2 separate regions of the Mus musculus genome follow, and region 1 is linked to region 2. Evidence: chromatin loops called from intact Hi-C (ENCODE). Cell type or tissue: left cerebral cortex. All regions are shown on one strand. Links, peaks and the distances in the headings refer to the core of each region. The heading gives the core; the rest is flanking DNA.

The links. Hi-C counts contacts between places; a loop is a spot of excess contacts. Peaks named below come from ENCODE experiments on the same cell type or tissue, not always from the same donor. Only the 100,000 strongest peaks of a DNase experiment are listed, where the experiment ranks them.
Region 1: a loop joins it to region 2, with 2.0 times the contacts of the local background. A loop is called at or near these places in 1 of 42 quality-filtered maps.

What each region holds. Positions count from the first base shown.
Region 1 is chr4:117,386,873-117,392,250 of GRCm38, reverse strand. The region is part of intron 2 of Rnf220 (ring finger protein 220); the gene reads left to right. Among named protein-coding and RNA genes, the nearest start is that of Gm12828, 54 kb to the left of the region's middle. In left cerebral cortex, for the core only: a CTCF peak has its summit at 2,765 (motif pointing left); no DNase peak of the experiment used is centred there; H3K27ac peaks cover 333 bases.
Region 2 is chr4:117,482,179-117,487,556 of GRCm38, reverse strand. All of the region lies in intron 2 of Rnf220 (ring finger protein 220), which reads left to right. Among named protein-coding and RNA genes, the nearest start is that of Gm12827, 11 kb to the left of the region's middle. In left cerebral cortex, for the core only: no CTCF peak of the experiment used is centred there; DNase peaks (open chromatin) are centred at 2,704 and 3,276; H3K4me3 peaks cover 1,183 bases; H3K27ac peaks cover 501 bases.

The sequences.
Region 1 (5,378 bases), core at 63-5,062, 95 kb after region 2:
GTGACAGCCGGGGCCCTCTCTCCCGCGAACTGCCGTCCACCCCACCCCACCCCCTCTCTACTGGCCAGATAATTAGTCCATTACGACTCTCCCACCTCGGGTGGGTGGGGGCAGGGTGAGAGCCCACCCTCGGTCTCCTTGTAATTCAACTTCCTGTGTTTTATGGAAGCAGGCTGTTGGGGGCAGAGTGAAGGGCTGGTCCCTAGGCTGGGCCAGCCTCTTCCTCAGTTCCCAGCCCCCACACACTCCCTGCCACCTATCCCTGGTTGCCGTGGTGACCAAATGTTATTTCTCAGCTTTATATTTGAACTAATTTGTAAAAGTTTTTTACACCTCTTACCTGCCTAAAAAAAATGACTGCAGGTCGGGCATATGTCTTCCCATGTCTTGCTCGGCCATCTCTTCCTCCGCAACCCTCCTCTGTCTCTCTCTATTTTTATTACACGCTTATCGCCTTTTTCCCTCCTGCTTTTGAAATTGATTTCCTTTCCTTTCTCCCCCTATTCAGGACCTAAACGCTGAATGTTCGATATTTCATTTGAGACCGCTAATCGCATTACTGCCCTTGACGTTTTACAGATATCATATTATGGGCGCAAATTTGGCAAATTATTAGCGCTGTAATGTATAGCTTGTCAGAGGTATTTAAGACGCTAAGAGCCCAAGGCTTATCGGGGTTAGCAGAGAGCCCTCGTTGAGCTTTTGAAATGCAGAGAGCCAGTTATAAAACACACTGTGACTCTCTTCAGCTGGAGAAAAAAAAAAAGGAAAAGAGAAAAAGAGAAAGAAAAAGGGAAAAAAATGTCACCCGTCTATCAGAGGCTTCCAGGGCTGATAACAAGCAAAATTCTTCTCTGTGGGTTTCGCTGGAAATGTGAGAAGCTTTTAAAACATTTCTCAAGCTGTCTGGAAAAGAAAAAAAAAATCTTTATTGAAAGGATGTAGCAATCCTTTTTACTGTGGCCTATTTATCTCTGGGGAAAAAGCTGTAACAAGAAGATCCCCTACTGGCCATCAGCCGGTGTCAGGGCCTGCCTGGCTTTGGTGACAGGACTTTGGTGTGGGGGACTTGCTGAGAGAGAGTGGAGCACCTTTGGCAAAAGGGGGGAGAGACTGCAGGCCTGGTGCAAGCCTCTGGAAGCCGCATCCAGCACACCGAGCGGGGGGCTCAGGGGGCAGCAGACGGTGGGTCAGATCCTTCTGGAATGAAAGGCTGATTGAACCAACAAACAAATGAGACGAGCTAGCACAGCCTTGAAACCCCTGCCCCTCCCTGGCTGGCCCGACAGTGTCCTGTACCTGTGCATGCCACTAGTGCCCTAAGAAGTCACCTCTGCTGAAGTCTCTGTCCTTTGACCCTGGCGTGCAAGCTGCTCTTGTGAATCGCTTCGAAAAGACCCTCTCCACCTTCTTGCTGTGTCATCCACTGATGGCATCTCTCTGTTCAGCATGAACATGGCCGCTTGCTCTGGTGTCCTGCCGCTCCCTTCTCCCATCTTCTATCTCCTTTCTGTTATACAAATCTCCATGAAGGTAATACCAACACCCAGCTGGACCGCCTGAGATCTTCTGCTCTGGGGCCACTCATCTTCAGCAGAGGACCACGGAGACACAGCCCCACCCCCTTGCTGGAAGTCTTCCATGAAATGCCTCCACCTTAGAAACCCTGAATTCAGAAATGCCTGCCTTCAGCCAGAACCTTCTAGCCTTGCCTCCTCCTACCCCCTCACACCCACTCGCTCTGCGTAGTAACCTCACCTAGACCTTCAATCCCTGGACCGTTCCTAATTTAACAAGCCCCTCATTCTCCTCCTAGCCTCGCTTCCTCTCCTACCCAACCTTGGCCCTTTGATCAATCTCTTTAAGGAACATCTTCATGCAATTGCCTTGCCCTTCTGCCTTTCTGTTCCACCTCTTTTCATCCCTCAGATCCCAGGTCCATGGAAGCCTTTGCTTTTTTTTTTTATCATGGCCTGGGATGCTCGCTCGCTTAAGAAGCTGCATCTCCATCCAATGGTGTCAACGCCAGCTGGACCTAGAATGCTTCTCACCTATTGTGTTGAGTTTTTCACTTTCTCTAACAGCAGTTTTAGCCCTTTCTCTCTTAGTAATAATAATTATTATTATAACAATAACAACAGTCTTAACTTTCTTGCCCCTGTTGACCTCATTCTTTGTGGACAAATTCATTTCCTGGATCTCAAAGTGAACTAAAGGTCAAAAGGGGTCATTGCCCCCCCATCCCCCTCCCCTTGACTCTGGCAATAGTTTTCAGTGACTTGTAGCCTGGACAGCTATGACCCTTCCACCCATCCTTCATGCCTTTGCTTTTCTTCCTGTGCCAGAGCTCAGACTTGAGCCTTGTACTTACACTGTGCAGTACCTCTAGGTCTGAGGCACACCCTAGCTGCCCACCACTCCTTGACCCCCCTGTTTGTAACTGCCCTCTTGCCAGCTGTGCTCAGGTGCCTCAGGCCTTCCTTGCTGTCTTAGCCTCCTACTTCCGCCATCTTGTTCTTCCACTTTACGGACAGTATTGCTCAAAGGCAGTCGTACCGTGCCTCAGTTTCCCCAACCTCCCATTCCGCTTGGCCCGGCATAGCTTGCGTTCTGTCTTGCTGACTTGACTGGCAGTGTGCTCATCCATCTGCTCTCCAGACCCCCTTTTCCCTCAGCTTTTCTGGTTCTGACTTGGGCTCCCTCACATCCTTTTCACTTGGCTTCCATGTGGTGTCCCCTCCAGGGTTGTCGCCATCTGCCGGCAGGCTCGCTTCTCAGTGTCCACCCTGGGAGAACTTATCTGTGCCTGTGGTTCCGGAGCTTCAGGCCAACTCACTCTCTCTCTCTCTCTCTCTCTCTCTCTCTCTCTCTCTCTCTCGTCCTTGCCGAGCAACCAGGACTCAGCATGATCAGAGCATCCCTGTGTTTCTCCAAGTCTGTAACTTCAAAGATCTCTGGATGGCATCCGTCAAACTGATAAGCAGAAACCTGGCCCCACCTAAATGTTCCCTTTTATTCCCCTTTATTTCCTCTTTTCTTTTTTAAACCTAAAAATAAAACAAAATCTAGGGAGACTGAGAAAAAGACAGTCTCTTTCCTTAAATCTCATATCAAGATAAATTCCAGATGCATTAAAAAGCTAAGTGTGTGGGGCTGGGATACAGCTCACTTGCAGTGTACTTGCCCGATATTAGCCTAGAGCTGGGTGCAGTCCTCATCACCCCATAAACTGAGTATTGTGGTCCATGCCTGCAATCCCAGTACTTGGGAAGTGGAGGCAGGAGGGTCAGATGGTCATCTTCAGTGAAATAATAAATTTAAGGCCAACCCAAGATACATGTTTTAAAAGGTTAAATTCAAAGTGTAAAGCCATCTGTAAAACAGTGAAGGACAACCACACTAGCAAAAAATGAAGGCAGATATCACCTGTGAAGGATTTGTGGTAAACATTGACAAACATTTGACATTCTTAATATGTAAAAATTTCTTACAAATCAATAAGAAAGCTAAAGTGAAATTAAGATGTGAGTAGGTGCCAGGCAGTAGTGGCACACGCCTTTAATCCCAGCACTCGGGAGGCAGAGGCTGGCAGATTTCTGAGTTCGAGGCCAGCCTGGTCTACAGAGTTAGTTCCAGGACAGCCAGGGCTATACAGAGAAACCCTGTCTCGAAACAACAACAACAACAACAAGACAAACAAACAAACAAAACAAAACAAAAAAAGAGTAGGTAGTTGGTAAAAGAAATATGAAATCTTCAAATTAATATAGGTAATATGAATTAAATACGTGAGTTAGTATTTGTCTATACTAATTGATAATTTTTTTTAAAGATTTATTTATTTATTTTATGTGACTACACTGTTGCTATCTTCGGATACACCAGAAGAGGCCATCTCATCCCATTACAGATGGTTGTGAGCCACCATGTGGTTGCTGGGAATTGAACTCTGGACCTCTGGAAGAGCAGTCAGTGCTCTTAACCACTGAGCCATCTCTCCAGCCCCCTTGTTTTTGTTTTTGAGGCAGGTCTCACTACGTAGCTCTGGCTGGCCTGGAACTCTGTGTAGACCAACTGACCTCAAACTCGGAGACTTGTGTGCATCTTGGCCTTCCTGGTGCTGGGATTAAAGGCAAGCATGCACAAACAGATTCTTTTGTTGTTGTTGTTGTATTTATTTCAATTTTAATTTTATTTTATGTGTATGAGTGCACAGTATGCATGCACTGTCCAAATAGGCCAGAAGAAGGAGGACATGGGGTTCCCTGAAAGTAGAGCTACACACAGTTGTGGGCCACCATTGCTGTGTGCCACTATGTGGGTGCTGGAAACGGAACCTGGTTCTCTGCTCTTAACTGTGGATCCATCTCTCTTCTCTTGTTTGGTTTGATTTGGTTTGTTTGTTTGTTTGTTTGTTTGAGACAAGTTTTCTCTGTGTAACATCCTGGCAGTCCAGGATCTTACTTTGTAGACCAGGCTGGCCTCGAACTCACAGAGATTTACTTGCCTCTTCCTCTTGAGTACTGGGATTAAAGCCATGCACCAACATACCCGGGTATCAATTGATAATTTCTTAAATCATAAAATTTAATGCTAATCAAGGTAGAGTTAGACAGGTATTCTTATCTCCTGTTGGTGAAAAGCACACATTCATTAAAACCTTTATAAAAACAGTTTTATAACATGTCACAAAAGGTTTAAAATATCTATCCTTTATTTTAGTAATTTTATTGCTAGACTTTATTTTAAAAGCAATAATTGGTATGTAGTCAAAGCTTATGCATAAAGGTAATAATTTTAGTATTATTTATAGCTGGAACAATCTGCCAACAGCCTAAATGTTTATACCAGTGCAATGGTTAGATAATTTGTAATGTACGTACCTAGTGAAATACGGTGCCACCACTCAGAATCATGTTTATAGGCTGGGCCGGGCAGTGCACCTTGCAATGAGACTGTGGGATCCCTGAGGCTTGCTGACCAACCAGGCTCGCTGAATTGGTGACTCCTGGGTTCAGTGAGAGACTCTGTCTTCAAATAAGTTAGCAAGAAATAGAGAGAAGATGTCCAGTGTCTGCTTCTGGCCTTCATAGGTGTGTGCACACATGCAAATACCACACACAAATAAATCACCCTGAGGCTGGAGAGATGGCTGAGTGGTTTAGAGCACTCATTGTTCTTGCAGAGGACCCAGAAGCAGTTCCCAACACCTACATGGTAGCTCACAACCATCAATGACTCAAGTCCCAGGCAATCTTATGCTCTTTTGGCACCAGTTACACATGCAGTGCACATACATAGATGCAGACCAGACACTCATATGCATAAAATAATAAATTGTTCAAATTAAAAATAAATTGAATAGCCAGGCGTGGTGG
Region 2 (5,378 bases), core at 255-5,254:
AAACTTTATTTCAAATTGTCATATGAACGGGAATCCTCTTTCCTTTTGTTTAAAATATCCTTCCTTTATAGACTACTCTGTGTTCTTTCCCTTGTGCACAGAGCCCAAGCTTGTAGGAAGGTCTGGGAGTACAGGATCCTTTGCGCACCCAGATTATCAGGGTTGTATTTAGGACTAATCTTTAGCCAGAAACAAAGGCACCAAGTGAAGAGGAGACTGTCCCCCAGTGGTGGCCCTGGATCCGTGCTCCCTTCCCCTTCCTTGCCTTAGGTATTATAGCTGCTGCCTGTGCAGGGGCAGAGGCTATGCAGGTGGCCGACACCTATGCTTTTGATTCTGAGCTTTTGGAAGGAAGGAGAGACGTTTTCTTCAAGGAAGCCTAGAAGAGCACCGTGAAAAAGTCAGTGGCAGCTTTCTTGGCTCCTGTCATACACCCGGCGTGTCTCAGAATATTTATGGTCTGTTTTATGTAAATACATATTTAAGGGCCGTTAGGAGGCCTGATTATCCCCACTAGATGCCTTTCGGGTCCTCCCTACAGAACCGTTTTGAAATAAGTAATATTTCTCAGATAATCGAGTGACAGTATACAAGACTGCTTCCAAAGGGAGCGAGAGCTAGGGGCAGATGGGGCAGCAGTGGGGGTTGGGAAGCCAGAAGAGTGGAGAGCAACTGTTCAGAGGGGCATCGGCACAGGATGTTTGCATGTGCTCACATTGCCAAATTGAGTCATGTATATTTTAGACTTGTAATTATTAAAATTTAGAATTAATTTCTGATATGGTTGGCTTTTTTTTTTCAGTTCTGTCAGACAATTTTTTTCATAGAATGTTTTTTTAAGTCTTAATTAAATATAATAGTACAAGTGCTAAGCGGGAACGTGGCTTCCTAGAATGTATAGTTTGGTTGGTAGGTGGGGTGGGGTGAGCATGGGTGTGCAGTTTCCTTACCGGGTGGAGAAGTTTTCGGACTGCATTTTAGGTTGCTGGAAATCAGTTTTTATAATGGAAACACTGACAGTTTTTACTGTGGCAGCCACCCCCTGCTCTTGGTTTGCCTCCATATGCAGATATGTCCACATGCCTTTCAAAGCCTGCAGACATGCTGTAATGCACACGTGTTCAGCCCTTAACTGCTGTGCTGATAGGCAGGGTTTCTTTTGTGATTAAATGTGCGTAGGAAAAAAACCAACAGACCCAAGTATAGCCGTTTGGGTGGTGTCCTTTCTTTTAGCGGGTACTTCCTGTTGCTTGTCTGTCCACCCACCTGGGTTTGCAGGTGACCCCAAGGTAGGTGTTGGGCCCTGTGGAGCAAGGAGGCCTGTGCGCTGCAGGACCGACTTACTTGTCCTGGAAAATGGGAGACGTGGTTTTGTGAGAAGCTGTTCGTGAAGGATGCAAAATTCCCCAGGAAGGAGACTGAGGTAACTCCCATTTATTGTCATTCCCTGAACCAGTCCCCAAGGCTCCTTGTCCAGGGAAATGACGCTAAAATTTATGGGCCAATTACGAATAGCCCATGTTGTGCGTTACATATGAAGTGTCTATAGATGTGTTTCCCAGGGCCTTTAAAATAAACATTCCTCATTAAGGAAACTTTACAGCAAAAGAGAAGGTAAGTCCTTACGTGCTGCCTGGTGGTAGAATCCCTACATTTATTACTCTCTCAGTGTGTACTCTGGGGCCTGACATGTGCCTCTCCTGGTGGCTTTCTTCAGGCCATCCCTGTGCCCAGATCCCTGCCTGACTTGTCTTTGACTGGCCTTCTTATCTAACCCCAAATTGGAGTTGGTTAGCATACAAGCTACTGGAGGCCTGAGAGAAATCAGAACTGTCCATGTGGAGCTGTGGCTGGCTTTGCCTTCTGGTTTACCCCGGGAAGGGGCGCCCATTAGTGTTTACCCTTGGTCTTCTCCCCTTAGTCTTCCCTGTGGCCGGGGGAACTTGAGATCTTCCAGAAGCTCCTGTCTTGCTTGATGCTCATCTTTGATATATTTGGAAAGTCAGCCAGCCCCAGGTCCCAAAAGCCCGGATTGGAGATGGTATTCTGCACTCTAGATTTGCCTTTATAAAGGCACGTGCCATGGAAGACCTTATCAATCAGCCTAGCCCACTTAGGCCAAAAGCAGCTTGGAAAGCCAGCTGACATCATAGAGGCGAGATAAAGCGGATACTTTCCAAAGGCTCTGGGATTGGTGTGGGCCGGGAACATTAGTTCCCAGGCTCCACCTCTGGACTGCAGCTGGAGCAGATGACCAGTGTGAAGGGTCAGCCACTGACCAGAAAGAGGGGTCAGAGGGTTGCCTGTATCTTGACTGCCTGGGTTCTGCCTGCCCAGATCTAGCCCTGTGATGCGCTCAGCTGCTTTGGGTTCTCCTCCCACCCCCTTCTCCCGCGGGGCAAGAACTCCTGTGATGTGTGTGGTTGTTACCGTTTGTTCACTCCCAACACAGTCACGGATACTCCCTTTCATGCTGCTGGGTTTAATTGTCTTGTTGGGATAAAGAAATGTTTGCACAGCTAAAGTGGGGCCGGGCTGAACCGGAGCAGTCCCCGATGGCTACAGAGCCATCTGGCCTGGCTTGGCTCTGCTCTGCGCGCCGCTCGCCCGGCACCCGGGCTGGCTCTGGCGGCCGCTCTCCCCGGCCCTCGCCCGCGGTCGCCTCTCACGGAGGGAATGCCTCATCACCATGGTGAGACGCGGACCTGGGGCTGTCCTCCCTCCTAGCCGAGCGCCCTCCCTAGAGTCAATTGTCATGCAGAAGCGATCCGGGCTGCCGTTTCCTCGCGGCCGCCAGCCAGCGCCTGGCTGCCCGCATCGAGGTGGCTGGTAATTGACCGTGGGGGAGGGCGCGGGGACGCGCGCACAGGCCGGGCCACCCAATGGGCAGCGCCTGTGGCCAGGTGGTTCCACAAGCGCTTTAGGGATGCGGATGACCTCGCCATCGCTCTTCAGGAGAAGTCCGCGCGCGGCCTCTAGGGTGCGGGGAAGGTCCGTGCGACACCCTACCCCCGCACTCCACGTCCCCACGCGCCCACGACGCTCTAAGAACCCAGTTCTTTGGCAATGATAGCGACCGGGCGAGATGTGCAGGCGGGTGCAGGGAGTGGTTGGAACTCCGCGCGCGCGTGCGAGTGGCCATGGAGTGGGGTGTGCACTGAACCAGGAGGGGGCCGAGGACGTGGGGGACCCTAGATGGATTGTGCACAGGCATGTGAACCCAGCTTTTCTTTGGGTAGTACAGCTTTGAGGCTTCTCCTTTCGGTTTCAAAAATAATTTCCCGCCTTAATTTTGCTTTTCGAATCTGTAAAATATTCCGGGAGTGTTTCCCAAGTCCGGGCTTGGTGAATCTGCAGGATTGCTGGTATTTGGGCGAGGCAGCCGCGGTCGCCTAAAACGCTGGGAGGCTCGCAGCCAGCACAGCGGGACTCCTTAAAGTCAGGGCAATTTCTGGAACTCTTCCCACGGGAAGTTGTCCGGAACTGCCTTCCGGTCAGCGGCCCCAGGTTGATTATTTGGTAGACTCCTCCACCCCCGCCTTTTTTGTTGTTTGAAAACAAAACAAAAACCTCACAAAGAAAACAAAACCTCACACCGAATCCAAAGTTGCTCTTTGCCCTCTATCCTCTTTAGAAGAGAACTGAAAAATAAAATTATATCTTTATTTTTAAAAAAAATTTTTAACCCTTTACTAACCACCACCATCGGCTCAATAAATATTAGCACAAGATAAAATGTAACATCTGTGAATACTCCAGATTGAAAGTGTTAATTCATTTAATCGAATTGAAATTTTTAATTTTTTTTCTTGGTTTTAACCCATAAACCACATGCATTAGGTTAATAAATATCAGACCACACGTTGGCATTACTCGTTATAAATACTTGGGATTTGGGGTGATGATACATGTCATCATAAAACCCACACAATTTTAACACCAAAATAACCATAATTTTTGGAGTTGAATATTCCCACGCGCTGCAATCGTTCTCAGCACCATTTTTATCCCTCTTAAAGATCAGCTGCAAACTTCTGGATAATGTATTGCTCTTCAGCTGCCAACGTGCCTTACAAATTTTAAAAGTGTCACTTCAGTTGTGCATTTGTGACTGAACAGAGCGTGTTTTTATCTTCAAAGTGTGTGCTCTGGGTGGGGGATTGATAAATATCTCTTTGGAGGAAAGAGAAAATTTTTCTGCAAGAACTTTATGTCAGGCAAGATGATGCTTGGCTTTAATCTCAACCCTAGGGAGGCAGAGGCAGGTGGATCTCTGTGAGTTCAAGTCCAGCCTGGTCTATAAAATAATAATAATAATAATAATAATAATTTAAAGTAGATAAATGAGTAGAAGTTTATTATACTTTTTCCAGGTTAAGGATATGGAGTGGATAACCCTGGTAGAGGCTGGATAAATAGCAGGAATTTATCCCATTCCAGCCTTACCCAATGGACTAAACTTATTTTTTTAAATAAATACATTTTAGTTTTGGTATTAGGAAGGTGAGGGCTCTGTGTGTGTGTGTGTGTGTGTGTGTGTGTGTGTGTGTGTATGTGTTTCTTGCAGTGGTGACAAGCATATCAAAGGGCTTGTACATTTTAGATAAGGTCAAATATATGGATCTAGGTACAATCTAGACTTTGAAGTTCCCATTAGCATGCTATGCATGCGCTATAAGACCACACTAATTCTAAAGATATGCAGGCTCAAGTCAAGAAGGAGGCCTCACTTAGGCCTTGCACTTGATGACCATAAAGGTGGGGAGATTTTTTTCAGGAAATATGTGAAATCTTTTCTTCAGACACAGACTTATTTTACTGATTACTTGGGGGTAGTAAAACACTCCCATAACATAAAAATAATTGAGATTTTACTTTTTTCCTCCTAACCTTCTGGGAACTCAAGAGTGGAGTGTCTTCTTTCCATATGCATTCCCACAGTATGGTGCTCAGAGACCCAGGTTCTACACCTATCTCCTTTGGGTGTGTGTTTAAAAGTTTTTGTCTAGATTCTGGTTGAAGCTGGAAGTAATGGAGCAATTTGGGAGCTATGTAGACACATAGAACCGTCTGGCCTTTCCGATGTTCCATGGTCAGTGTGGAACTGAAGTGGGGGGCCGGATGACAGGACCCTGTAGTACGGTGTCAAGAGACAGCAAACTCAGTAAGCCTTCTGTGGCTCACCTCATGAGAACTGTCTTTCCCTACTGACATCCATTTGTGGCTGAGACTGATAGCTTTGCATCTATCTCAGAGCAGCAGGGACAGAGCTGGGGGTGGGGTGAGGGCGAGCAGGAGCAGCCCCAGAAAGGCCTCTGCTTTATTTTCAGGTATATGATTCTCATTTAGGTGCCAGCTAATCCTGTATTACTCTCATT